2 separate regions of the Mus musculus genome follow, and region 2 is linked to region 1. A link is a loop called in an ENCODE intact Hi-C map of the cell type or tissue named here. Cell type or tissue: left cerebral cortex. All regions are shown on one strand.

Region 1 (2,500 bases):
CAATGCCAGAGTGCGCTGAGCTCATGGACGTTGCAAAAGAAAGAAACTTGGAGCTTTGCATAATCTCTACATAGCAACAACCACTCATATCGCTAACAGACAGTATTTCAGCGTTTGGCAGCCGGTGCTAGGAGTTTTCACTTGCTTCGAGAAATAAAGCCGAGAAGTCTTCAGGGGCTGGATTCCTTCAGTGGTTTTGTGATAAATTTATCTCACACAGTTCTGAGGATTGCATGATCTGTGAATGTGTCAAGACTGCAAACTGTAGAACCATGGATACAAGGTCAGGCAATTGCTAAGTACTTAACCTGTACTCTCTGACCGTAAGAGAGGAAGACTGTCCATCCACAGATTGACTCATATCTAAAAGAAACCTTAAACAATACTTTTAAGGTTTATTTGTGTGTGTGTGTGTGAGTGTTTTGTTTGCATGTCTGCCTATGCACCGTGTGTGTGCCTGGTGTCCTTGGAGGCCAGAAGAGGGCTCCAGATCGCCTAGATCTGAAGTTTCAGACAGTCATGGGCTGCAGTTTAGGTGCTGGGAATCAAACTGGAGCCTCTGGAAGCAGACCAGTTAAAAGCAAGTGTTCTTAACCCACACGCCATCTCTCTAGCCCTGACACTGCTTTTCTTAATGTAAGTATGTTTAGGATAGTCTTATACAGAGTTGGTATGATGGGCTCATAAGGCAATTATTACAATGTCAAACTTTCCTAGTTTTACCATTGGTTGTGTCTGATAAAGCCCACCCTCTGTCCTAGGTAAACCAGACAACGAATCTCCTTTGAACTGTTTCTAATGCCTTAAGATGAATAGAAAACATCCAATGCCTTAAGATGGGAGGATGAAGGGCTGGAGAGATGGCTCAGTGGTTAAGAGCACTGACTGCTCTTCCAGAGGTCCTGAGTTCAATTCTCAACAACCACATGGTGGCTCACAACCACAGCAATGGGATCTGATGCCCTCTTCTGGTGAGTCTGAGGACAGTGACTGTGTACTCACATACATAAAATAAATAAAACCTTTATTTAAAAAAAAAAAAAAAGAAAGAAAGAAAGGATGAACAGAGTGAAAACAAAGACAGAGTGGTTTGGGTTCCTTTCTGGAGTTTGATGGGCACGAGGAAATAAATGCATTTCTAGAGTCAAACGTAACTTCTGTCTGCTGGTTTTCTTTCTCAGTCCCTGCACATAGTTTTGGGCTTTAAGGTTCTTAAATTTTTTTTTCCTGTTAAATTGCTATTTTTAGTCTATTTAAGATAAGGCTTTGCTATATAGCTTATGCTGCGTGAAAGTTTCTGTATAAGAAAACCTACAGAACTAATACTTCTATATTAGTGGCTTGGAATTCTTCTGAGTGGCTGGGATTATGGGTATGGGCTTTATGCCCGACTCTTGTAGTCATTTCAGAATCCTGCTTTCATAGATTGGCCTACTACACCTCTCATGCTGGTGGGCTTTGCTGCTGGAGTCACAATTCATGCAGGCAGCATTTAGAGTTCGGTAAAAGGCAAAGCGCATTTTCTGTCCTAGTTCGTGGAGCCTCTGAATTTTCTCCATGGAGTCCAGGTTAAGGACAATTCACTCTCCGCTTCTCCATTGCCGTTCTGGCTCCACTTTTGTCCCCTTCTGTTTTCTGACCTCTCCAGCCTTCAGTTCAACAAGCCACCACTGCTTTCTGTATTACACGCCTGTCTGGTTTTGCTGTAATCTTGCTTAGTCTACAGCAGATTGTCATGGGTTTAGTGCTTTTTTAGGAAGGGCAGACGTTTATTTCTCACGGTTCTGTGGCTGAGAAGTGCATCATCAAGGCAACATCAGACTGGAGTCTGGCGGAGGCTCCTCCCGCTAATACAGTGCCTTTCTGTTTCATCCTCATAGGGTGTGAGGTCAAAGGCCAGAGGGACACCGATGCTCTGCTTCATGTGGCAGAGGAGATGAAAGGCCCAGGCAGCTCTGACGCCTCTTTTATAAGGAAGTTGAACCCACTCACCAGGGCACAGCCCTCATGACTAATCACTTCCCTTTTTTATGGTATAAGTTCCAGCATAACTTTGGAAGGGACACACAGTCACGTTTTGGCACATTCCCATCCCTGGTTCTATCTCATGCCCTTGGTTTAATCTGTAGCCCAGATAATCAACCACATCTACCTGGATCATTGCCCTGCCCAAACAGGGCAGGCTCATGAATTCAAATGTGAGATCAGCTCACATCAACACTCCCCTGACCCCACCCACTGGCTCCCTTAACACTTATTTCACGTCTCCTGTTCCCACATTCTACGTCTATTATGGGTAGCCAATTACTCATTCATTCAGTGAATATTTGTGATACACCTATCAGGAGTGTGGCTCTGGACTGGAGACCAAGGGCATGAGAAGCATAACGTGCCTGGACCTTGGTTTTTAACGGACTCTTACTAGTTGGAAGAAAACTAAACGGAAGTGGCACATTTTTTGCAAGGTGGGAGACAATGGTCACCACTTCAGGTGTCTAGA
Region 2 (2,500 bases), 53 kb after region 1:
GTGACGGCACCTCGAGAGGACAGCGTCCGAGTCTGTGTGCTTTCAAGCAGCAGTGTGAAGTCGCATTTACAGAGATGCAATGCTCCTGTGAGCATTTACAGCCAGCACCGTGCTTTTAACTGCGCTTCACACAGTCCGTTGCTTCTGTTGTCTTCTTCTTAACCATGCTCCTGTTTACCTGTGTTTGAGCTGTTTCCATTTTCTGAAGCAGCTTTCTAGAAAGGAACTACGAACCCTAGCATCAAAAGTCTTTGTAGCTGTTCTCGTAGCTGTGCAGTTGTTTGCTTTCTAAAATGAACATGGGCCTAGGTCTTCTGTAAGTCCTGCAGGTTGCTTTGGAAGCTGTTGGCTTCAGCCTGTTGGTCCTTCCTCCTTCCCAGTGCTTCCTGGGGGTGTGTGAGTGCTAATGGCCCCTCCAGGCTCCAAGCCTGCTGTTCTCCAGCTGCCCACGTTGCCTTGGGAGGCCTTCTGAGTTTTAGTGTTGGGAGGAAACCTAGCTAAAACCTAGCTACTGTCTATTTGCAGCTTACTTTACGGGTGTTGAATTGGTACTGTGTGCTCAGACCTGTGAGAGCCCCTGTGTCTCAGTGGCTCCGTCTCGTCTTGCTTGCAGGTGCTGTTTGATGACATTGGGCAATCTTTGATCAGACTTTCCAGCCCAGACCTTCAGTTCCAGCTCATCCAGGCCTTTCTGCAGTTCCTGGGCGTGCCTTCCGGCTTCCTGCCCCCAGCCTCCTGCCTTTACCTGGCCATGGACGAGAGCAGCATCTTTGAGAGTGAACTTTATGATGAAAAGCCCCTGACTTACTTCAACCCTTCCTTTTCGGGCATTAGCTGTGTCGGCTCCATGGAACAGTTGGGTCGCCCTCGCTGGACCAAAGGTCACAACCGAGAGGGCGAGGAGTTTGTCCGCAATGTCTTCCACCTGGTGCTGCCTTTGCTCGCAGGCAAGCAGAAGTCCCAGCTCAGCCTCTCCTGGTTACGGTACGAGATTGCAAAGGTAACTGGAGCTGCCTCCTCCCTCACTGCACCTCAGTGTCTCCCCCAAATGCACCCGCGTGTCGTCCTCACAAAGCTCCCTCCTTCAGTTGACGCTGGTAGTCACTTCAGATGTGGAGGAACAGCAGACAGGGAGGAGACAGTTCCGTGCTCGGTGGCCAGAGCTGTCCTGTCTGTCGTCTGTGATTATCCGGGCACTTAGTGCCAAGAGGCAGCATCCGCTTAAGCTGGGTTAGAGGATCTAGGGCTTCTTAGGATAGCAAATAAGCTACTTACCCTCTCTATGCTCTGTAGCTGTCGGCTCAGGGCTCCCAGTCACTGCTCTGCCCTCTGCTGGCCAGGATTAGTACTGACTTCTCTTCGATAATGTGGCCTCAATGTCTCAATTTTTTTTTTTTTTTTAAATTTGTCCTTTGGTAATTTCATACACGAGTAGAATGTATTTAGATCATATGTTTAGTTTCCATGTCCCCATTTCATGTCTTCTCACAGCATACTGACAAATTTGAAAAGTGTTATTGACAAGCGATTGAGTTATCAGAAACGTGGAAAAGAGATGTGGGGTTAGGGTATGTGTCACCATGCCCCGCCCTCAGCGAGCTCTTGCCTTTGGACAAGAAAGTGTGGCCATCTCTTTGGAGGCAAGCGCTTGGAGAGGGTCAGGCCTGTGTGTTGGGGATTTGAGTAAACACCTGGTATGTTCACTATGGCCATGGTGAGCCCTGATTTCATTGCCAGCTCAGGGGTCCGGTGTTAGCCAGATTTGACAGAGGGCATGTGGGCACCACTGCCTTGCCGGTGCCGCCTCGGCCTGACAGACAAAGGGAGTGTTTGGGGGACCAGAGTTGTTCTTTTCTTTCTACTATAGGTCATTTGGTGTCTACACACTAAAAAGAAGCGATTGAAGTCTCAGGGAAAGAGCTGCAAAAAACTAGCCAAGAATCTCCTCAAGGAGCCAGAAAACCGCAACAACTTCTGCCTCTGGAAGCAGTATGCACACCTGGAGTGGTTGCTCGGTAACACAGAGGATGCCAGAAAAGTGTTCGACACAGCACTCAGCATGGCAGGCAGCAGCGAGCTGAAGGACCGTGAACTCTGCGAGCTCAGTCTGCTCTATGCCGAGCTGGAGATGGAACTGTCGCCGGACTCGAGAGGAGCCACCACAGGCCGAGCGGTCCACATATTAACACGGCTGACGGAGAGCAGTCCCTACGGGCCCTACACGGGGCAGGTCTCGTCCACCCAGGTGCTGAAAGCTCGGAAGGCTTACGAGCTCGCGCTGCAGGACTGCCTGGGCCAGAGCTGTGCCTCCAGCCCAGCTCCTGCAGAGGCCTTGGACTGCCTGGGTAGCTTGGTCCGATGCTTTATGCTCTTCCAGTATTTGACTGTGGGCATTGATGCTGCTGTGCAGATATACGGAAGGGTGTTTGCCAAGCTGAAGGGCTCTGCTCGCTTAGAAGACCCAGGGCCAGAGGACAGCACCAGCTCCCAGAGTTTGACC

Evidence for each region. A loop is a pair of places that touch in the nucleus more often than their neighbours do. Peaks named below come from ENCODE experiments on the same cell type or tissue, not always from the same donor. Only the 100,000 strongest peaks of a DNase experiment are listed, where the experiment ranks them.
Region 2: it touches region 1 in a loop (5-fold over the local background); 5 of 42 quality-filtered maps call a loop at or near these places.

What each region holds. Positions count from the first base shown.
Region 1 is chr12:100,183,684-100,186,183 of GRCm38, reverse strand. No RefSeq gene overlaps it. Among named protein-coding and RNA genes, the nearest start is that of Gm10433, 3.0 kb to the left of the region's middle. In left cerebral cortex, a CTCF peak has its summit at 946 (motif pointing left); DNase peaks (open chromatin) are centred at 108, 516 and 1,835; H3K27ac peaks cover 1,779 bases.
Region 2 is chr12:100,130,651-100,133,150 of GRCm38, reverse strand. It overlaps Nrde2 (nrde-2 necessary for RNA interference, domain containing), which reads left to right. Exons shown (of 14, transcript NM_001290303.1): 10 at 614-1,000; 11 at 1,868-2,500. Among named protein-coding and RNA genes, the nearest start is that of Psmc1, 22 kb to the right of the region's middle. In left cerebral cortex, a CTCF peak has its summit at 1,321 (motif pointing left); DNase peaks (open chromatin) are centred at 396 and 1,299; H3K27ac peaks cover 887 bases.